Regions from separate parts of the Homo sapiens genome. Here all the other regions are linked to region 2. A link is a contact called in ENCODE Hi-C or POLR2A ChIA-PET data. All regions are on one chromosome and are shown on one strand. Each heading gives the region's core, a stretch centred on a gene start or an enhancer-like site at or near the end of the contact. The rest is flanking DNA. Distances are from core to core; before and after follow the strand shown.

What was found. A loop is a pair of places that touch in the nucleus more often than their neighbours do. ChIA-PET counts read pairs that join two places held with the same protein, here RNA polymerase II (POLR2A). Pooled maps may share reads with other maps.
Region 1: a loop to region 2 is called in a map of B cell, with 26 times the contacts of the local background. The contact joins the promoter of VIPR1 here to the promoter of ABHD5 in region 2. A Hi-C loop is called at or near these places in 1 of 168 maps with a recorded cell type or tissue (B cell) and 5 of 50 pooled maps. POLR2A ChIA-PET finds 5 or more read pairs at or near these places in 1 of 52 experiments (T-cell).
Region 3: a map of gastrocnemius medialis shows a loop between it and region 2 (3-fold over the local background). The contact joins the promoter of SS18L2 here to the promoter of ABHD5 in region 2. A Hi-C loop is called at or near these places in 3 of 168 maps with a recorded cell type or tissue (gastrocnemius medialis and naive thymus-derived CD4-positive, alpha-beta T cell) and 14 of 50 pooled maps.

What each region holds. Positions count from the first base shown.
Region 1 is chr3:42,500,562-42,504,618 of GRCh38, reverse strand. VIPR1 (vasoactive intestinal peptide receptor 1) reads right to left here and starts at 1,976. Exons shown (of 13, transcript NM_004624.4): 1 at 1,806-1,976. The coding sequence starts at 1,883. RefSeq lists silencers at 1,718-2,217, 2,278-2,377 and an enhancer at 2,905-3,478.
Region 2 is chr3:43,688,522-43,692,475 of GRCh38, reverse strand. It overlaps ABHD5 (abhydrolase domain containing 5, lysophosphatidic acid acyltransferase), which reads right to left and starts at 1,538. Exons shown (of 7, transcript NM_016006.6): 1 at 1,437-1,538. The coding sequence starts at 1,483. It also overlaps a transcript of ANO10 not described here. RefSeq lists a silencer at 887-1,366.
Region 3 is chr3:42,589,336-42,592,930 of GRCh38, reverse strand. SS18L2 (SS18 like 2) reads right to left here and starts at 2,071. Exons shown (of 3, transcript NM_001370300.1): 1 at 1,965-2,071; 2 at 1,330-1,406. The coding sequence starts at 2,033. It also overlaps a transcript of SEC22C not described here.

The DNA of each region.
Region 1 (4,057 bases), core at 727-3,226, 1.2 Mb after region 2:
CCCTTCTCCTCTCTCTGTGGACCCAGCCCCTGCACTGGGCTGTAAGAAACATGGGGATGTAAGAGACCCCAGCCCCTGACCTTATAGGATGGCCAGAATAGCCCAGCCTGGGAGGTGGGTAGGGCTGAAGGGTGGGGTTAGAGGGGGAAGGGTTGAGTTGGCTGGAGCAATCAGGGAAGGCTGTCTGGAGGAGGAGATAGAGTTGGGCACTAAACGAATAAGATGTGGAAAGACAGGGGGAGGGTAGGCATTGGAGGGAGGAGACAGATTTGGGCTGTCTCAGGAAGTGTGAAGTAGAAGTGGCCTGGTGTGAAAGGAGACCTCTCTGAATCCACTCTGCCCCTGGGCTCAGAAGCTTCTCGGGATGGAGGAATGGGGTGACAACAGTGGTCCCAAGATCCCCGGTTCATCCAAGAAGAGTTTGAGTGGCTTGAACCTGGGGTTGGGAGGGCCAGATGGTGGTTGGAGAGGCCTGAAGGCTTCATGCAAGTTGTGCCAGAGCTGTGGCCTCTGGGACAGAGCTTGGTAAGATTTTGAGTGCTCAGGAGGTGGGTCTCATGGCTGTCATGGGTGGAGGTGAGGCTCCTGCCAATTGTCAGAGGTCCGCTCCTAGGACAGGCAATGAGCTTCCCATTCCCAGGGTGCTCAAGACATCCGCTAGATGGAAACACAGAGATACCTGCTCTGGTGGAGGTGATGGTAAGGGAAGTGACCATGGGAGAGAATGAACTAGATAATCAAGATTCCTCACCCTCCCCCAGCCAACTTGGAGTGGGCATTTAAGGCCCTGCCTAAGCAGCAACTCTAGATTACTCAAAGTCTGGGGTAGGGAGAAAATCAACCTTTGTCTAGGTCTAACTGGTGGGAGACAGATGTGGCTCTTGTGTCTCTGGACCTCGCTTTGCCCATCTGTAAAATGGGCTTCAGTAGACTCAATGAGTGCTGAGGTCTCCCCTGTTCTAGAGTGAGATGATCCATGCATCTCCTGCCTCAATCAGCATCTGCCTCCCAGCCCAGGTAAGCCATCCACAGGAACACATATCACACCCACACATGGGGCACACGAGTACACATGTATCAAGGGCATACACATACCCACGTTGAGAGGAAGCAGAAGTGGGAGGAAGAGGGAGGCCACTGCTTGTTGGCATTGGCTCCCTGCTCAGCTCTCTCCATGTACAGGCCTGGCCCCTCCTGTTAACCACCACCCTTAGCCCCTCACTGCCCACCAGCTTCCACCTTGGGGTCTGGTACCTTTTTGCTTTGCTCAGTGGGAGGGCACACGGAGGGATGTGCCTGTCACTCACCTGATCCCAAGAACCCCTTCTCAAGTCCTGGGGCCCCCAGCACTGGTTCTGATGCTGACAGCCCACAGGCACCTCCAGACGGTCACAGCACACAAGAACGGCCCCTCACATCCTCCCTCTCACCTACGGTGTACCAAACCTTCCATCTCAATCGGCCGCAGTACCTGACTCTGCACCCACTGGCCGCCCCACCCCGCTGCGCACCCACAACCACGACAAGGAAGGCAAGTCTGGGGCCCACTCTTCCCCGCTGCCCCTCCACTGATGCTGTGCCTGCTCCGGGCTGCGCTGGGAGGGACTGGGCACGACCAATATCCCAGCCCTCGCGTCTAGGTTCGGTCTGGAGCGGTGGGAGGAGGCGAGTCGAGATGCTTGATGTCCCCTATTCCTCTTACACAGACACGCGCACAGACGGCCCGGCTCCCGCCATCCCCCACCTCCCCCGCCCTCCGCAACCCCCAGGCTGCCGGGACTCTGGGCGGCCGGGCGAACACTCACCGCCGGCCCAAGGGCCCAGGCGAGGGCGCCTGCCAGCACGCATAGCCAGCGGGCGGGCAGCGGACTTGGCGGGCGCATGGTCTGCCCTGAGCCCGCGGCGGGCGGCCCCGCGCGGGCAAAGAGCTGGCGGGCGGCGCACCAGGCGGGCGATGGCCGGGAGCCTGGCAGAGTGGCGCTGGCGCTGTGGCCCCAGAGCTAAGAGGCGCAGCTCAGGGCTGGGGGCGGGCCCCGGGGGCTCGTCTGACGGGCGGCGGATCTAGCCAATGGATGGGTGGAGGCGGGGCCGCCGCGCAGGTATGGGGCGGGGCTGGGGAGCCCCTGCCAGTGAGGAAGCTCTGCTCTCTCTTTGCCAATCCCACACCTTGGTCTTCCGTCGTGAGACATTTATAGGCCTTCGCCCCTCCGGGCTCATCACCCGGGAATCTCGAGACCCGAACACATTCCATCCTTCCATGCTTAGCTCACGACCTTCGCAAGCTCCCACCTCTGTATCCACCCTCAGCCCCATCCCAGGGCGCTCCTCATGTCTACCCTCGGAGCCACCTCCTCCAGGAGGCCTCCCCGCCAGCCTCCCCATTTCCCACCTGTGCGTCTCCGAGGGTTCGTGCGCGCAAATCCGATTACGAGACAGGAAGTGCCACTTATCTTCCCAGGCTGCGAGCTGGGGCCCAGCAAGTGTCCAGGCGCTGACAGAGATCGGGTTGTTTGATCAATTTTCAACAACCCCAATTCATCCTTCGCGCCGAAGAAGCCAGGCGAGAGGAAGCGAGGGCTCGAAAGAGGCCCGACTCTGGGTTCCTTGGTGTTCCCTGCTCCCGGGTGACCTGGTGGGGCGCGCTCAGCACCTGTTGGGTGCCCTGGCCCTTCAAGCCTCGGGAGACCTGCTCCAGGGAGGATGAGGTGTCCGCACCCTCGCGGGTCTCGTCCAGGGCACCTCCCCAGGGAGGCTGGGCTGAAGTGCCAGCGCCCTCGCGTGGGGAGCGAGGTCTGCTCCCAGCCCGCAGGCCGACTCCGCAGCTGACCTAAAACGATCCACAGACGTCGTCCTCCTCCTGCATTCCCTATTTTACAGCTGGGGATACTGGGGTCCAGAGAGGGGCCAGGACCCTGGCCGCCTGCCTTTGGTGCTGAGCTTCCAAGGGGCGGCTGCTCGGCCGCTGGGTGACACCGGGTCAGCCCCTTTTCTCGTTTATTCGTCCCTGGCATGGGGAGCGGGGTCACCAGCTCTGCGCCCTGGGAGCGCGTCTTCTTGTGGACCAAGCGCAGGTGGCTGCTAGCCCTCTTTCTACGGGCTCGAGCCTGCACAATCGAGGCTGGAGATGTGGTCGCGGCGGCAGGATAGAGTGGCTGGCGGAGCCGTGTGACAGAAGGAGAGGCGGAGTTCAGTGGAGAGGCGGAGAGGGCAGCGGGTCCCAGAGCCCTGAGCAGAATGTGCGGCTACCTGAAGGAGGTCCCGCGCTAGGCTTTGGCTGAACAGCAGGCGCGCAGGAGCTCCCTGAGGACCCACCAGGGCTTCCCTCCCTACAGAGAGGGAACGTTGGGATGCTGCCATGGGGTGGGCTTGAGGGGAGTGGGGGAAAGCCGGGAAGGGATGAGTGCCCTGGCCCTTTCTTCAGGGCGTACTTACACTTTCTTTCCACTCTCTCTTCTTTCTCTTCTTTCTTCCTCCCTTCCAGCATTCCATCCCCTGCACTTGCTCTTTTTCCCTTTCCTCCCTCTCCTCCTTCCCTTCATTAAAGGGAACCTCGCCACCATGGAGCCCCTCCCTCCTTTCTTCCATGCACATTTATTAATCTCTTTCTGTGTGCCAGGCCCTGTGCTGTGCACTGGGGGCACAGAGGTGGATGGGCAGCATCCCCTTGCCATGAGGGGAACTTGGGGAGCTACTGTACTCCCTGCAATTTCTACCTCCTTCCCGATATAATCAGTGAGGCTGGACACAGGCCTTTCCTTAGATTTGGGAGCTGTGGAGATGCCTCTGTCCTAGCCTTTCTTGGGTTTGTACTCGATCTCCCAATGGCGGGAGTGTTTGAATCATCCTCAGCCATCTCCTCAGCTATCCACACCCCTGACGGCTGCTGTTAGCTCAGAAATCAGGGGTCTTTGTCTCTCCTTATGACCCTGTGTACCCCGTCTCGGGTCTCAGTTCCCTGGCAGGACAGTGGAATTGTGTCTTTTTCCTGGGAAGTTACTTGTGCTGGCATGGTGTCCTAGGAGCCCTAGATGTGAAGAGCAAACCTGTGGGTTTGGGG
Region 2 (3,954 bases), core at 289-2,788:
CTTTCACGATTGTGTCCTGGACTCCAAGGCCCCACTACATCAAAACCAAATAGTCCACCTGAAAGTAGTGTCAAGAGTCAAAAATGTTGTGACAAACAAGATGAGAACACAACCTACCAATTACGTTCCTACTTGCGTCCACATGACATTCAACATTTCACCTCAGTGCAACGAGGAAGTTCATCAACAAACCTCAACAAATAAACAAAACTCAAGAGAATAACTTCCTTTCTAATATTTCACAATTTTTCCCCATGACATCTTTCCAAATATCCCTGTCTTCATGGTACTCCATATTCTATCATTTAGGTTATGTTTCCTAGGCAAATTTCTCCAGACGTCTGAAGTAGAACCGACGTCAAAAAATTAAATATATATGGGGGAAGTTTACTTTCCAATACAAACGACAGGCCTTGAGAAACAAGGCAATAACCTCCATAACAATTTAATTATTCCACTCATTAACTACTATTCTTCTACTAACAAGTGCAAGAAGTCATTTAGGTGTAGAAAAGAATAAACTCACTATACCTGTATATAAAAAAGTTTCACATTAGACATCTGCCCTCCAACTTCCACAGTTTCCTATACATTATGTGTGTTCTTCTAAGGCACATGCAACACACACTTCGCCAGTAAAGCCAGAATAATCCCAGAAGCGCAAACAAATAAGGGACAGTGGAGCTTGCAAGCCAAAGACCTTCATCCGAAAGATGAATTATGACATTTGAACGTGTATCTCTATCTTAAGGGCTAACTTTCTTTCTATGAAGTATCTGAAACTCACAGCCATACACCCACTTCCCTCACTCCTTCTCCCCTCCCTCCTTCCCGGCACCCCCGCCCTCCCGCCGCTTCCCGGGCGAATTCGGGCCTCTAATATCCCCTCCAAGGAAGCGCCGCCCCTTCCTACGGCTACGGGAAGGATCGTCCAGTGGCTGAGGCTGGACAGAGCACAGGTAGTACCTGTAGACGGAAGCCGCGATGGGAGGCTGACAGACCCGGTCATTTCCCGCGCCTCGCAGTCAGGTGCAGGGTCGACCGGGCACCGCCCGCCGGCGGCATTGGGGCAGGCCGGGTCCCTTGGCAGAGCCCGAGCCGGTGCGGCCGCCGCGGCCAGCTCCGTCGCCGGCCCGCGGGGTGGCTTATACAACAACGGGGCGGACCCTCCGCGCGGGGTCAAGGCGGCCTCCCGGCGCGGCCGGAGTCCGGCTCAGACACCTCGGGGCCCCGACGCTGAGGGGAGCCTCTCCCAGGCAGAGCGGCGCCGGGACGCCTCTGGGCGCCGCGCGGACTCATGCCGGGGAGGGTCGAGGAAGCCGCCCGTCGTCGCCAGGCGGGCGGCGACTCCTTGGTGCTGCCCGCTGGGCCCTAACCCGGCCCGCGCGGAGGGTGCGCGCCGGAGACACACGAAGCCCCCTGCCGGCTGCGCTTACCTCTCTCCGGTGTCGGCAGAGTCCACCTCCTCCTCCTCCGCCGCCATAGCCGCCGCCGCGCAAGCGCCGGGACTTATCTCGAAGCCGGCTGACAGGCCGACTGGGCCGCCCCGGGCTGGCGCGGCACTTAAGGCGGCGCAGGCCGCCAGCGCATGCGTCTTCCGCGCACTAGCACGGCCCGGCGGCGCGCCCGCGTTTGCGCGTGCGCGGCCTTGCCTCCGGCTTTGCGTCCGCCATCCCCAGCCAGCATGCACTAGTTCTCCCGCCCGACGCTCCCGGGTGTAAGCGCGGGGCGGGACAGTCAGCCCAGAGGGACTGGCGAGACTCACCCGAATGAGTTAGGTGTTTTAGCTAATTTGAATAATGACTGTATTCATGCATCACCCCGTCGGTGTTGGCTGTCAGGTGGCACCTTGGGGACGGAGGTGCGTCCGGTCCTGGAAGAGCCTAGCTAGTGTCCGATAGATGGTGCAGTGGCAAATGAAATGGCGTAATCGAGGTGCTGTGTGGCGTCCCGCCAGCCTTTCCCCGCGGGTTGGGGGGCCAGGGGGAGAGGGCGACTCACAGGAGCCTTCAGTCAGTTGAGCACTGCTCTAGGTGCTGATGTTACTGTAGTGGCCAGAGCCAGCAATTTCCCTCCCACTCGACTCTCTAGATACCTGGGAGGGTGAAAAGAGTCGGTGTTGGCCGGGCGCGGTGGCTCAGGCCTGTAATCCCAGCACTTTGGGCGGCCAAGGCGGGCGGATTTTCTGAGGTCGGGAGTTGGAGACCAGCCTGAGCTGAAGAAACCCCGTCTCTATTAAAAATACAAAATTAGCCGGGCGCGGTGGCGCATACCTGTAATTCCAGCTACTCGGGAGCCTGAGGTAGGAGAATCGCTTGAACTCGGGAGGCGGAGGTTGCGGTGAGCCGAGATCGCACCATTGCACTCCAGCCTGGGCAACAAGAACGAAACTCCGTCTCAAAAAAAAAAAAAAAAGTCTATGTTTAGGTACTTCGAGTTATTGAGGTGAAATGACTAACCTAAATAGCAGTATTTCTTGACCTGTTTTCAAGCCTTTTAGCAATCAGGTGCAACCTGCTTTTGGAATTCTGCCACCCACTACTACTCATCCATTTATGTTTGGTGTGTGTCTACTATGGGCTCACTTTGTTCTAGGTGCTTGAAAACAATGGGTTGAAATACTGCTCCTGTTTTGATAGATCCTACGCGAATATATTAACCTTTATTTTAGACTCAGTTCATTGTTCTCCTTCCCTGACTCTCCTCCCTCTTTTTCTCTCCTCTGAGCCCCACTGTAAACCTGTCTTTATCACCCATCTAGCTCTCAGGTTCTCAGCCTTGTGTAATTGTTACAGCTTTTAAATAAACATTATCGAATATCTTTCCAACTACACGAGAAAGTCCTCTAGGATAGGAATGGTGTCTTCTGTAATTTAGAGGGGGGAAAGCCACTTATAATCTCTTAGGCATAGTAATAACTAATACATTTTTTATTGTGTTTGATCTAATTCATAAAATATTTTAGGGAAGACCAGAACATATAAAAAACATTTTTACAGGAATTCCTGGTTGTTTCATGAAAGGGCCGTATATTCAAAGTGACCTCCAAATACAGAAGGAGCTGAGAAACTAAAGAATGAAGGAGACAAATCCAGCTTGTCAGCAAAAGGTGATTTATTAGGGAACTTACGGACAGAAGCATGGTCTTGGACAGCAGCAAGACAGGTAAATCTCTGTGCTGTTACCCTCCCAGACTAAGGTTGTTTTGACCTAAGGGCAGGTAGGTAAGTATGTGCTCTGATACAATTTGGGTGTTGTCCTCTCTAAATCTCATGTTGAATTGTGATCTCCAGTGTTAGAGGTGGGGTTTGATGGGTGGTGATTAGATTCTGGGGGTGAATTTCTCATGAATGATTTGGCACTATCCCCTTAATGCTGTCCTTGCAATAGTAAGTTCTTGTGAGATCTGGTTGTTTAAAAGTGTATGGCACCTACCCCTCACTCTCTTGCTCCTGCTCTAGTCATGTAAGATGCCTGCTCCCGCTTTGCCCTCTGCCGTGAGTAAATGCTCCCTGTGGCCTTTCCAGAAGCCAAGCTGATACCAGCACCTGTATAGCCTGCAGAACCATGAGCCAATTAACCTTTCTTTATAAATTACCCAGTCCCAGGTAATTCTTTTTTTTTTTTTTTCTAAGACGGAGTTTCACTCTGTTGCCCTGGCTGGAGTGCAGTGGCATGATCTTGGCTCTCTATGACCTGCACCTCCCAGGTTCAAGCAATTCTCCTGCCTCAGCCTCCTGAGTAGCTGGGATTCCAGGCACCCGCCACCACGCCCAGCTAATTTTTTGTATTTTTAGTAGAGATGGGGTTTCACCATGTTGGCCAGGCTGGTCTTGAACTCGTGACCTCAAATGATCCTCCCTCCACTGCCTCCCAAAGTGCTGGGATCACAGGCATGAGCCACCGCGCCCAGCTGTATTTCTTTATAACAATGTAAGAACAGCCTGTCACATG
Region 3 (3,595 bases), core at 822-3,321, 1.1 Mb after region 2:
TTCAACAACTTCAAGAAGGGACAAAACATTTTCATGATCAACATAAGTTTACGGTGGGGGGGGTAGAGTTCTTCACCCAAAAAAATAAATCAGACAAGGGCTCAGAAAGCATGGCCTGTGCAATTGAAAAACCCCACTAGGAGATTTTGATAACTTTCTTACCCTTGGGTTGAGAATTACTGTACCAAATGGAATGTTTTGCAACCATTTTTCATATAGAAAAAGGAGAAGGTATTTACCATAAACTTTTAAAAATCAAATTACCAAATGCCAGAGTCAGATGTAAAGATTTACCCAAAAACTGATATCTCTACTATTCTATTAAGGTATTCAGTGAGGGACTGTAGGTAATTTTTCTAGGGGGTAGGGATTGTGAAACATTTCTTCAGTAACAATGAAATAATATATTTTTCTATAAGAAATGGGCATAAGGTCGGCCGTGGTGGCTCATGCCTGTAATTCCAACACTTTGGGAGGTCGAGGTGGGTGGATCATCTGAGGTCAGGAGTTTGAGACCAGTCTGGCCAACATGGTGAAACCCTGTCTCTACTACAAATATAAAAATTAGCAGGGCGTGGTGGCACACGCCTGTAGTCCCAGCTACTCAGAGGCTGAGGCACGAGAATTGCTTGAACCTCAGAGGTGGAGGTTGCAGTGAGCCGAGATTGCACCACTGCACTCCAGCCTGGGTGACAGAGGGAGACTGTCTCAAAAAGAAAAAAAAAAAGAAAAGAAAAAAATGGGCGTAATACCTGGACTAGATTCGGAAAAGAGACTCAGACTCTATTTTCTCTCATTTTGGTATCTACTTAGGGAGTGCATTAAATTATTATGCACAATTTACCTTTGACTTAACTTGTAAATCCTTTGTTTGTCTTTGTGTGTGTGTCACTAACAGACTGACGGGAAGTTAGAAATGAGAGGAAGCTTAGCAGTCAAATGGCCTGACCCCTTCACTTAACAGAGAAAGGATGAGGCAGGGATCCAAGATGAGAAAGGGGCCATGGCTCTAATCTCCTGAGCTTAGTTTTCTGTGTGCTCTCACCCCCATCCCTGTTGTCATCAGCCGGCATAGCTTTGAGTGAAGGAGGCTTTGCAGTGAGAATAATTCACATTTTGAAGAAAGAGCCACGTCTGACTCCAGGCTCCGCAGTGTACTCGTTGTATGGTCTTGGGCAGGTTGGCAAACTCTTTGAGCCTCTCTTTCCTCAGTTCAAAGAGGGGCTTAACTGCGATCAATCACCCAAGACTCTTAGTTCGAGAAAGCACCGCATCACACAGGCTTCCCCTCTACCCACAGGTCAGGGGCGCGGGGGTGGGGGTACTTACTGCACGCACTCGTTCCCGCGGCCCTTGTTCTGATACTCCACAATACAGCGGATCAGCTGGTCATTCTCCTCAAGGAGCTGAAAGATCAGAGAAAGAAAGGGTCAGTGCAGGCCGGGCGCAGTGGCTCACGCCTGTAACCCCGGCCCTTTGGGAGGCCGATCTAGGCGGATCACGAGGTCAGGAGTTCGAGACTAGCCTGGCCAACATGGGGAAACCCCATACTAAAAATACAAAAATTAGCCGGGAGTGGCGTCGCGCTCCTGTAATCCCAGCTACTCAGGAGGCTGAGGCAGGAGACTCGCTTGAAGCCAGGAAGCGGTGGTTTCAGTGAGCCAAGATGCACCACTGCACTCCAGCCTGGGCGACAGAGCGGGACTCCGTCTCAAAAAAAAAAAAAAAAGGAGAGAAAGGGTTAGTGCAGTGTGACGTCTGGACGGCGGGGGACCGAACCCCATGCCGGGGTCCTGCCCCGGCGCCTGTGCTGATTTCGTGCCCATCTCACCCCGCACCCCGGCTGCTCAGCACCCTTCACAGTCAGCTGGGAGGCCGCTCACTACAGGATGCTTCTCGCACCCCGCAGCCCCTCGGGATCCCGACTTCTCTCCGCCCGCCCGCCCGCCCGCGTGGATGCTCACCCGCTGGATAGTCTCTTGATTGACTTCCGCCTTGCCCCTCAGCCAGTCCGGTACGAAGGCCACCGACATCCCGAGGAACCTCCGGAACCACGACCGCCAAGCAACTCGACCCACGATAGGTGGGGCCTACGCTCTCGAAGTTGATTGGATGCTCCCGCCTACAGGGCGGGGTACAGAAGGGACGTCATTTGTGACTGGACGCGCAAGAGCTATACTCAGCGCTTTCCTCGGTCCCAGCCCCCAGAACGCCGGGGGCGTTTTCGTATCCTTTGCGCTTGCGCAGTCTGGAGAGCGAAACTTGTGGGTTGGGGCTGGGTCTACTGCTGACCTACCTGGCGTCAGCACCTCCAGTGTTAGGCTGTGCATGCTTTTTTTTTTTTTGAGATGGAGTCTCGCTCTGTCGCCCAGGCTGGAGTGCAGTGGCGCATCTCAGCTCACTGCAAGCTCCGCCTCCTGGGACTACAGGCGCCCGCCACCACGCCCGTCTAATTTTTTGTATTAGTAGAGACGGGGTTTCACCATATTAGCCAGGATGGTCTCGGTCTCCTGACCTCGTGATCCGCCCGCCTCGGCCTCCCAAAGTGCTGGGTGTGCATACTCAATCTATCTGCAGGAGCGGTTTGCTCGGCTTCACCCAGCGTGTCTGGCACCCAGATACATGGCTTCAGATCCATTGTCCTCTCTACATCACTCTGTGCCTCCAGGTCTGCATCTGGAGCATGAACATTGGCTATGGCATTGTCTCCTGCCAGGCCAAATCTGCAGGCCAGGAAAACTCTGGTATTAGCTTTACTCTTTGCTGAACGAGAAATTCGCGTTTTTCCACATAGCCTGGACTTATTTGGGGCAGGAATAATGCTTATTAGGTTGGCAACCCTAAAAAGCACTGGTATTTTCTCCATTTTACAGATGACGAAACAGGTTAAGTAACTTGCCCAAGGTTCCTTAGCAAAGCCAGTCTCTGAATACGGGCAGCCTGGCTTTAGAACTCTCACCCTTAACAACCCGGGACTGCCCAGGCACCATACCGCAAAGGTGTTGTGCCGCAAGATGCAAGGAGGAAGCTGGACATACCTTCTTGGGCCACATGGTTACTCCTGGTGACCACTGCAACTGAATTGGTTGTAGTCTTCTAGACCAGTGGTCCCCAGCCTTTTTGGCACCAGGAATTGGTTTCGTGGAAGACAATTTTTCTTGTCTTCCACGGAGGTGGGGGTGGTTTTGGTATGAAACTCTTTTACCTCACATCAGCAGGCATTAGATTCTCATTAGGAGCGCGCAACCTAGATCTCTTGCAAGTCCAGTTCACAATAGGGTTCACGCTCCTGTGAGAATCTAATGCTCCCGCTGATCCTAATGCCCCCGCTGATCTGAGGGGGCAGAATGCTCGGCGGTAATGCTTATCCGCCCTCTGCTCACCTCCTGCTATGCGGTACCGGTCCCCTGTTCTAGCCATCCGTGGTGGATGTGGTAACAAGATTCGTTTTCCCTGGAGTGAGCAGCGGCCACTTCATTTAGGAGGGAGATCTTGGGAACCTACACTCCTAAAAAGGGGAGGTCCCTAGAGCTTTATTCCCCTGAGTGGTGGCCCTGATCCTGAGCAAGCTCATCTGCTTTACTGGGCTTTCTCT